Linked DNA regions of Homo sapiens: region 1 is linked to region 2. Evidence: chromatin loops called from intact Hi-C (ENCODE). Cell type or tissue: Caco-2. All regions are shown on one strand. Each heading gives the region's core, and the rest is flanking DNA. Links, peaks and the distances in the headings are about the cores only.

Region 1 (5,397 bases), core at 107-5,106, 91 kb before region 2:
TCCTTCCTCACATTCCCAGCAGCAATTTCTCACCACCAGAGCCAGTGCCTATGAATTGCTGTGCCTTAGTAAGCGTCAAGTCATCTCTGATTATCAGCTCTCTGCTTTAGTCACTTGACCCTTTTTCACCAGAATGTCTATGGCAGTACATTTTCAAATTGCCCTTTTCTCCCCCCAGGGATGGAGGCACAAAATACCAGGAAGGAAACAGATTCTGCCAGTTACAGAGTATTGACAACACTCTGTCACTCCGAAAAGGCAGACTCAACTCCAGAAAAGTGAGTCTGTCCACAGTTTCAAGTTTCAGTTCTGTTATGTCGTCTCACCACTGGCCAATTTTATGCCAATAAAAAGTGGATTGGCTTTACTGAGTACTTCTACCGTAAATCTAAGCAAATCAGAATTTAAAATATAGAAAAAGGAGACTTACAGCATAGGGGAGATAAATAAATCCAGGGTGGCAGGAGTGTGGGCTTGAACACACCAAACCATTATCTTACTTTCAATTTTGCAGAAAGTTGGCAGGTGCTGAGGGAAGAGGTGCTGAGCAGCTTCTCAGGGGAACACATCTTCCTGAAAGGCCTCCTGCCATTCCTGGGTATGCCCTGAATGAGCTGGCTGTGGAGACACAGACTGTCTGTGGTTCTTAAAAACCTCAACGCAGTTTTCAAAAGGGAAGGGAGTCCCTCCCAGGTCTTAAACAAATTTTGACTGACATTCAAATGTTTTATGCCTTTCTAACACACAGAGGGTCAAATTACCTCCTTTTCCCACAGGCTTTCAAATGGTCATCTTTAGTGTCTTAACAAAACAGTTGTGCATAGCCCAAGCCAATTTTATAAGTAGCAGTGTGGCTCTGTTAGAGTATAACATCCCTGACCATCCAGCTGCAGAATTACACACAGGACACTAAAAGTGTGGAAAATACTGGACTGTAACCCTCCCTTCCCTGTCTCTTTATTCCAGCCAACTCAGATCACCTCTTGGTTGCAGCTTGGAATTTTTGGGAGGTGAGGGGTGGGGTGAAAGAGAGAAACTTTTATTTATAATGAGACTTAAGGTTTAATGTGGAGTAGGAACACTAACTTCAAACATATCAGTTAACTATGTAATGTTTTTGATGAGGAAGAGGCTTTGAGAGAGGAGGAGGAAGAGAGGACAGAAGGACCCAAGTGGTGAAATAGGCCCTAATAAGCAGGAGGTGACGAGAAGCTGAAGATCCAGAATATACAGTCTTTCCACTTCAGAATTCTACCTGTTTGTAAACAGAAGAATTCTACCTGTTTGTAAACAGAACAGAATTCTGTTCTACCCCTTCTTGCTAGGCAGAAAGATCCTACTTAGTTTCCCTCCCTTATGTTTTTGTGTGGTCAAACCTCTGCCTCGAGAATGAAAACCAGTATTTCATTCTAAACTCCTTAGAAACAGTTTTATCTATATAACTCAGCCCAAGATCGTTGGGTCAGTGATACTGAGCTTCCTGCTCACACTTCAAGATACCTAATAAATGCTTGTTTGCTAATGAATACAAGGAAAAGGTCTGAGTATAGGTGTTGAGACTATCAAAAACTGATTCAGAGTTTTGAGCTAAGTACTTGTTAGGAGCAATACTATGCCTGTCTTACTTGTAGTATCTTGCCTTTCCAGAGTGATATTTTGATTGTTTTCATTTTGTACCACATTAATTTGTTTGGGTAATATTTATACATATCATGTTATTGGTGAAAAGAATAAGAGATACTCAACCTTTCTGAATTATAAAATCAATTAATGAGAATATGGCTAAGTAAAGTTGAGATGTTAAAACTTCTTTAGACAATACGTCAGGTTCATTTCTTTCAGAATATCTGCTGTTAGCATGGTGCCTTGATTTAGTGGCCTGATTAGATTCCCCCAGTATCTTACCTTCTCCCTAGCTGGCTGTCCTAGCCTGACCTTTTAAGTCCTGTATTCTCAGTCCTCTTAAGTTAACAGGGGGGTCCCTCAGTCTTCTTTGTCTTATGTTTCTATTGACAAAAAGTATTCCCCATGCTGAAGTCTTTCACATTTTTTTTACTGTAGTTCAGGAAATAGAAATGTAACATGGTCAGTGGCATTGGCTATCTTCCTACTGACCTAGAGAATAACTACTTTCCCAAGGGTGTCATCAGATATGAATGTGCCAGGCTAAGCTAAGATCCTGTGCCTACCAAAACTGTTATGTGGCATTAATCATTTCTGAAAGTGTAAGTAGATCTTTCAGCCAGGACAAGTGCCAACTGACCCAAGTGCCAATACCTTTTGAAGGAGTCTATGAAAAGTATTAAAATTCAAGTGGTCACTGATGAAACTCCAAATAAAGCCAGCATGAAAAGTCTTTAAAATTTACCAGTACTTCCTACAGGCAGGAAAAAGAATGTTCAAACCTGCAAGAAAATGCTTTTCTATTTTGTTTTTATTTTTTAAGGTACAAGTGACAAACGTATTCCTTCGTGATTATTAAAGTTTTCTCTAATGTATTTCAGTAATGGAAGGCTGTTATTTGACTTGATTCCACTGTTGGTTTTGGTTTGAGCCCTGCACACTCCTTTCCCTTTCACCTCAAAGGGAGCTCCTTGGTATGGAGCCACACACTCATTAATAGTGTTAAGATCAGGTTGGATCTGCTCCCAAATCCTCTCCTTATGATTCAGCTCCTTGTTGGGCTCTCCAGGGAAAGCATCAAAAGTAATTCTGTCTCCAGGAATGGGCCCATTAGGAGGAGCCAAGTTTTCAACTTTCTATGGTGAACAAGCACATATCACTATTGCTTGAGATAATACTCACCTTGTGTTTGCAGGTTTCAGGTTTCAAAGTAACCTCTCTAGATTGGGAGCTGTGGGAAGAAGGAGCTTATGCTTTCTTGTTTGCACATCGCCCAGGATAATAGAGATTCTGTAACACAGAGCTGGGGTGAGGATAGGAGTCAGTAATAGAGTGGAGATTGGCTCAAATGCTTCAGACTCTCACAGTTCTTATCAATAATTTTTTTTCTTAAATGAATGTTTTTCAATTTGCTGGATAGCCTTAGGACAATTTCCAGAGATTTTAAGTGACTGTGGGTTTTTAAAAATGCTTCTTCACTAGATAGATGCCTTCCTGTTGGGAACAGATTTCCCTATCATTCTATACTTGGTCCTTGTCATATTTTTAAATTAAATAAATGTGTTATTAATTCTCTGTTATTAATAATAATATTCATGAGTAAGTAACTTCTCTGTGCCTCTTTGGAGTGGCAATTTTGTTTGCCTTGTAAAGCTGTCTGTCTAACCTAGGAAAAACTGATCAAATGTGTACTGATTTAATAGTGAGGGAGTAGCAACAAAGAAATGCTAAATTTTTTAGAACTATGAATTTTGTCAAATAGCCCAGCCTCTTGGACTGTACTGTACTTCATTTTTTGAAATGAACATGATAATCTTGAGCTTATCAAAATGTTAGTGAGAAAAACTAATTGTGAAGTCAATTAAAATAGGGTCATTGAAAGATGATAGAGTCCATTCAGAGTGACTTAGGTTCAAAACCTGGGATTTGTCACCGACTGTGAGCATTTTGTCAAGTTACTTTACCTTTTCAGGCCTCAGTTTCCCTATATATAAGAAGAGAATAATGGCATCTATCTCAATCAAATATTGCTATTAAATGAAATAATTTATACAAATGCTTAGTATGTTGCTTTCCAGGGTAGGGTAAATGTTGTAAAGTATTACTATGTGTATTATTATAATATGTTATTAAGACTAATATTAAGAATAATAAATCATTTAGGCAGAAAATCATACAAGTACCCCAGCTCTATCAATTAAGATGCTTTGGCTGCAAGTAGCAGAAAATCAACTCAAAGTTTCTTTCTTATAAGAAGTCCAAAGGTGAAGGAGTTTCAGGGTTGGTTACACTAATGACTCAGAATTGTTATCAAGCACCCATGTTTACTCAGTCTTTCAGTTATGTTATCCTCAGAGTTTTCCTTGTTGTATAGGATAAATTCTTTTCAAGCCCAAGATGGCAGCTACAGTTCCAGGTATCACAATAGGTTGCAATGTCCATGGGCTGAGAAGGAAATGTCTTCGTCTTTGGTTCTTCCTTAAGAACAAAGATAACTCTTCCAAAAAGTCCCTAGGAGCCTTTTTGTCCATTTTCATAAGGCAAAATTGTGTCATATGCCCCTTCTTAATCCATAATTGACAAGGGAATTTGGATGAACCATGTTGGCTTAATGAAATTAATAAAGATTCACCTTTCTCCTTCAGGGATAGATAGATGCTCAGCCTCCATAAAGCAGCTAGTGTTCTAATATCTGAACACAATTGGGTTTCTAAGAGCACAAAAGGGAAGAAGAGATTTGGGTAGACAAGGTACAGAATTTACTACATCTGGGCTAGAGATTAGAGGACTCAGAGATGAGTAAAATGCCTTATCTTCAAGGAAATTCTAGTTTATTAATAATATTATTACTACAATTATCCATTCCATTAGTCCATTTGTGTTGCTATGAAGGAATACCTGAGGCTGAGTAATTTATAAAGAAAAGAGGTTTATATGGCTCACAGTTCTGCAGGCTGTACAACAGCATGGCATCAGCATCTGCTTCTGGTGAGGCCTCAGGAAAGTTATAATCATGGCAGAAGATGAAGCGGGGAGCTGGAGTATCACATGGCAATAGTGAGCGAGAGAGAGAGAGGTGCCAAAGTCTTCCCTTCCCAAAAGTTCCCCCAAAGTCTTAACTCATCCCATCATTAACTCAGTAGTCCAAAGTCTCATTTGAGACTCAAAGTAAGTTCCTCCAGCTATGAGCCTCTAAAATTAAAAAAAAACAAGTTATATATTTCCAAGACAAAACAATTGTATGTGCATTGGTAAAATAATCCCATTTCAAAAGGGAGAAATTGGACAAAAGAGAAGGACAACAGGCCCCACACAAGTCCAAAACCCAGCAGGGCAGACATTAAATCTTAAAGCTCTAATATCATCTTTGCCTCCATGTCCCACATCCTGGGCACACTGGTGCAGGGAGTAGGACATGGCCTTGGGCAGCTCTGCTCTTTGAGTTTGCCAGGTGCAGCCTCTATGGCTGCTTTCATGGGTTGGAGTCCAATGCCTGTGGCTTTTCCATACTCAGGATGCAAGCTACAGGTGGATCTACCATTCTGGGGTCTGGAAGGCAGTGGCCCCCTTCCCACAGCTCCACTAGGCAGTGCCTCAATTGGCACTCTGTGTGGGGCTGCAACCCCACATTTCCCCTAAGTACTGCCCTAATAGAGGCACTCTGGGGGCACCCTGCCCCTGAGGTAGGCTTCTGCTTGGACACAAAGCTTTCCAATATATCCTCTGAAATCTAGGTGGAAACTGGCAACCTTTCTTCACTCTTGTATTCTGGCA
Region 2 (5,397 bases), core at 87-5,086:
AAAAGCCACATATCCAGACTCCATCCACAGGAAAGCAGCATGCTTCATTGACTATTATGGAAGGAGTTTGGACAGGATGATTTTTAAATCATCTCCCAGTCTTAACAGTCTATGTACTTAGAACTTAAACTTAGTGTTAAGGGGAAAAAAAATGAAAGAATTGTTCCCAGTCCCTGTTCCCAATTCTACTTCTAATTTTTTTTATTTTTATTTTTAAAATTCTTTTTATTTTTATTTTTAATTTTGTTTACTTTAAGTTCCAGGATGCATGTGTGGAATGTGCAGGTTTGTTACATAGGTATACATGTGCCATGGTGATTTGCTGAACCTATCAACCTGCCAACTAGGTTTTAAGCCCTGCATGCATTAGCTAATTGTCCTGATGCTCTCCCTCCCCTCACCACCCCTCCTGCCTACAGGCCCACATCCCTCCTGCCTACAGGCCCTGGTGTGTGTTGTTCCCCTCCCTGTGTCTATGTGTTCTCATTGTTCAACTCCCACTTATGAGTGAGAACATGTGGTGTTTGGTTTTCTGTTCCTGTGTTAGTTTGCTGAAGGTGATGGCTTCCAGCTTCATCTATGTACCTGCAAAGGACATGATCTCATTCCTTTTTATGGCTGCATAGTATTTCATAGTATATATATATATGTATGACTTGTACACAGTGACATGCACAGATCTTAAATATATAGCACTTTAGCACTACTCTGATCAAGATAAGAATAACACCAGTCCTTGACAGGCTCCCTTATGCCCCTTCTCAGTCTCTGTCTCCCCAAAGGTAATGTCTATTTTCTACTTTATCACCACAGATTAGTTTTGTCTATTTTTAAATTTTAAAATTTAAAATAACTTAAATATTTTTAAATATATTGATGGACTCATACAATATACACTCTTGTGTCTAGATTTTTTCATGCAGTATACTTCTGTGAGATCCATCCATGTTGTTTGAGTGTAGCAGTAGTTCATTCTTTTTCATTTCTACTTTATATTCCATTGTACAATTATATCACAGCATGTCTATCCTTTCTACCATGAATAAATATTCGGACTGTTTCTAATTTTTGGCTATTGTGAATAAGCTCTTAAGAACATTCTTGTACATGTTTTTAGTTTTCCCAGTTTTCTTTTCTTTTTTTTTTCTTTTTTTTGCACATAAGCACTCGTTTCTGCTGGGTGCATAGCCAGGAGTACAGTTGTAGAGCCACAGGGTCATATTTAGCTTTAGAAGATATTGTCAAACAGTTTCCCAAAGTGGTGTGACCACCAAAACCACCCTCCTCTTGTTTACCCCCTACCTCACTGGCCATTCTTTCTCAATTTTTTTTTGCCAATCCTTCGTAATAGCCCAGTGTTTTAACAAAGAAGTACCCTATTCAAATCCACATCTCCTTTTGGCCTCATCCTCCTTTTCCCTTTCCCTACCTTATTTTTCTTTATATCAATTATAACCATTTATAATAATGTATAATTCGCCAAGGTATTTACTGTCTTTAACCCTGTATATTTTAAGGGGTATAAGCTTCATGAGAACAGAACTTGTGCTACTTTTATTCCCTGATACATTCCCTGTACCCAGAACAGTCTCTGGCACATAGCAAGCACTCAATAAATATTTGATGAATAATTGAGTGATTAACTGAATGGAGGAAATGTTAGGGAAAAATGGTAAGAGGCAGTGGAGAGATATATTCTCCCCCAAAATCTTTAATGAATCGCTAGTATGGATGTAGCCCTGTTTGAACCTGGACATTCTGAACTTTATATGAATTGCATCATCAAAGTTTAAGTTCCAAAGGCAGGTGTCCTTGAGTTCCTGACTGGGACAGAGATGAGTGGAGAGGAATCAAATCCTGAAAAACATCTGGCTTTGTTTTTTGTGGCAAGTGTCAAGGTCCCTCAAAAAAAGTGCCCAAAATAACTTTATAATCACTTTAAACTGAAACGTAAACTAAAGAATTGTGCAGTTTGGCAGCCACTGACGTCACATCATTTCATCCAGTTCTAACCAGAAGCTTCCCAGGAACACAATAGCTGTTGAATCATTAGCCAGGGTGTGTAACTGGAGCCAGCTACCAATCTGGCCTAAACCCTGAGTTATACAATAAAAGTAGTTTGTAAGCTAGACTGAAATCTCTGTGGCCAGAACAAACAGTTAAACTGAAAATTATCACAAGGAAAGGCCAAAGTCAACAAGTTTGGTAGTGACTCAAAAAAAAAAAAAAAAAAAAAAAAAAAAAAAGCAAGGAGCTCTTGGCTTTGGCCCAGGGCAGACCAAGGAAACAGAGGATAGGTGAGAGATGCAGGCTCACATCAGGTCAAGGACAAGGTGGAGGGCACCCAGAATGTTTGATGGCATTCAGTATTCATTTTGCATTCTGTGTTCTTGGAAAGCCAGGGTGCAGCCTGGGCCTCCCAAAGGTATTAGCAGTGTCAGGCACCTGATGGCCTAATGCCACTTACAGAAGCAGATTTCTAAAATCTCACTGGAGATCTAAATCAGGAAGACCAAGAACAGAATGAAGTGATGGGGAAGGCTTTGTTGTTAGCGCTGGAGACTATTTTCAAAATAAGCTGAGTTTATCCAAGATTCTTGGCCATTGAGCAACTTTTTCAAAGGTAATCGAGGTTGGTTGTCCCAACCCTTCTTCTTCTTAAAGTACAAAAAGACATTTGGCCAATAAACCACTACACAAATATTTCTGTTCTTAGGTTTCTGACTATATTTTGTCTTATATGACATACTGCTTTTATGCTTCCTTCTAAATTTTAATTATGAGAAGAGTAGAGCCTATGATTTACCCATCTGTAAATCTTCCCCCAAACCACGACCTCCACCTAGTTCAGGGCTTTGAACATGATAGGAACTCAGTAAACATTGTTGAAATGAATGGAATATCTTTCAAATGTGTGAGGAATCATACTATGTTTAAGGCATATTGAAACTCTGCTATGGTATGATTTCTTCCTCGCAACCACCAGCACAATAGAACCAAACTGGTTTGTCCACACTTCCTGCCCAGGTAACTGGAGGTGAAACTTTTGCTCACCTTAAAATATTTGTCATATTGCCTTAATGTCTTTGCCCACAGAATTAATGGAAATACTTGGGTTTACTGATAATTGATAATTGGGCTTAAAAATATTTGTGTAGTAAACATAGCCAGACTATGTCCTATGTGCCCAAAACATCTCTCAGTGATTAAAAGTATTCTGTTTTGAAAATAAATAAGCATGATGATGCATGCTGGGGTTTGGTAATAATTTGCTACGTTTGGTTCAAATTAGTCAGTTCCTTTCAAAGTCATTGAAGAGTAAAATATGAACTGCCATGCAATGAGGCTGACCTGGAACTCTCACTTCCCCAAGTCATTTCTTGGCCATAGGTCGGTGGTGACCATTTCATGGCCTGTTTGAGGAGAAAGCACTGGAAAGAAGCTTTTTATTGTTGTTTTATTGTTGTCTTCTTCTCTGTTTTATGCCTTTTTCTGTGGTACAATTACCAACGTGTGTGATATCTAGTACTGTCTGTTTAAATATAGTCTCCCTTCTGCTTATAATGTTTTCTTCTTTATAGAGACATTTCTTTTAAAAGTGCTTACACCTATATTTCATCAGTGCTTACACCTATATTTGATAAGATGGGAGTGGAGGAGAAGGAGGAGTGCGTAGAAAGAAAGCTTGTAGTATTAAGAAAAACTATGAGTTTGTAGAATCTCACCTTGGCAGGAAATGGTTGAAGACACTAAAGACACTGATGTGGAATGAGTGAGCTTGCCCTGTTTTGGAATTTTAAAAACTGAAGCTTTCTTTCATATAGTTGCTGGATGTTTTCTTTTTCAGCTGTATGAAATAAATAGTACCACCTTTGTTAAACCCCAGTAATGAACATTGTGATGGTTAATTTTATGTGTCAATTTGACTAGGCTACAATACCTATATATTGAGTAAAACACCAGTCTAGATGTTGCTGTGAAGCTGTTTTTAGATGAGCTTAATATTTAAATCAGAGACTTTCAATAAAGCAGACTACCCCTCATAATGTGGGTGAACCTTTTCCAATCAGTTGAAGGCTTTGAGAGAAAAAGACTGAGGTCCTCCAAATAGGAAGAAATTCTGCCTCCAGGCTACCCTTGGACTCAAGTTACAACATTAAGTCTTCTCGCCAGCCTGCTGACTTACCCAGAATTTGGAATTGTTAGCCCCCACAATCACATGAGCCAATTCCTTAAAATGTCTCTCTCTCTCTCTCTCTCTGCTCTCTCTCTCTCCCGCCCCCCTTCTCTCTCTCTCTTTCTCTCTCACTACATACACACACACGTTTTATTTGTTGTTCTGTTTCTGTGGAGAATCCTGACTAATACAAATACATACCAAAACAAAGTTAGTATTGGACTTCTTGAGGCCAATAATACAGGTATTGTATGCAAGGTAAAAATTAAATAAACCCTAGGTTGCTGAGAGCCATTGCCTTAACTCTGAAAGGAAATGTTAGCCTATTGAGTATTATTTCCTGAAATGTCACTTAGACTGAGAAAGTTTCATCTGGAGCCCCTTCATTTCAGAGAAAGTTGCTCAGATTGCCTTATAGTTAGCTCTACCTTGACTAGAATATAATCTACAAAAAAGTTATTATACATTGATACCTACTATTCACCAGGTATTTTGCATACATTTATTCTTATTTTTATAACAACCCTGCAAGATAATATTGTTATACTCATTTTATAGATGAAGAAATTGCCCTAGTAAGTACTTTGCCCATTGATTTGCCTCAATCATATCAAATGTAAGTATATCAAATGTAAGTATAATGAACTGTGAATTAATCACTTAATCACCACTATTAATTGAAGACATGCTTATATGCACTGAGTATATACTCTACTGGATTATGAAGGATGTATATTTTAGAAAGATTTTCCAAAAGCATGGAAACTGTATGATCAACTCTCAATCCTTCAGAAAAATTAAGCATTACAGTAGTTATAGTTATTTTTCCAGCTGCTGCCTCATCAAAGACCTCCAGTCTCTTACAATCAGCTGCCTAGTTGACATCTCCACTTGATTATATGACACATTAAATCTCAGATTTAACTTGTCCCTGGTTTCCTTCCTTTCCTTATACACCACCTCCAATCAATCAGTCAGTCCTCCAAAGATGCCTGAGTCAGACTACAACTCATTATTTCTCCTGATAGAATTTTAACCCAAACCACCACTTCATTCAAGATTGCCCTAAAAGCCTCCTAACTTGTTATATTAGGTATAACAAGTAATCTAGAGGTGATTTAAAATACATGGGAGGATGTGTATAAGTTATATGCAAATATTATACTACTTTATATGAGGAACCTGAGCATGCACGGATTTTGATATCCACAGTGCAGGGA

The links. Hi-C counts contacts between places; a loop is a spot of excess contacts. Peaks named below come from ENCODE experiments on the same cell type or tissue, not always from the same donor. Only the 100,000 strongest peaks of a DNase experiment are listed, where the experiment ranks them.
Region 1: a loop joins it to region 2, with 1.9 times the contacts of the local background. A loop is called at or near these places in 2 of 110 quality-filtered maps.

The regions. Positions count from the first base shown.
Region 1 is chr1:172,883,422-172,888,818 of GRCh38, forward strand. It overlaps the pseudogene AIMP1P2. Among named protein-coding and RNA genes, the nearest start is that of TNFSF18, 160 kb to the right of the region's middle. In Caco-2, for the core only: no CTCF peak of the experiment used is centred there; a DNase peak (open chromatin) is centred at 2,851.
Region 2 is chr1:172,974,500-172,979,896 of GRCh38, forward strand. No RefSeq gene overlaps it. Among named protein-coding and RNA genes, the nearest start is that of TNFSF18, 74 kb to the right of the region's middle. In Caco-2, for the core only: no CTCF peak of the experiment used is centred there; a DNase peak (open chromatin) is centred at 2,052.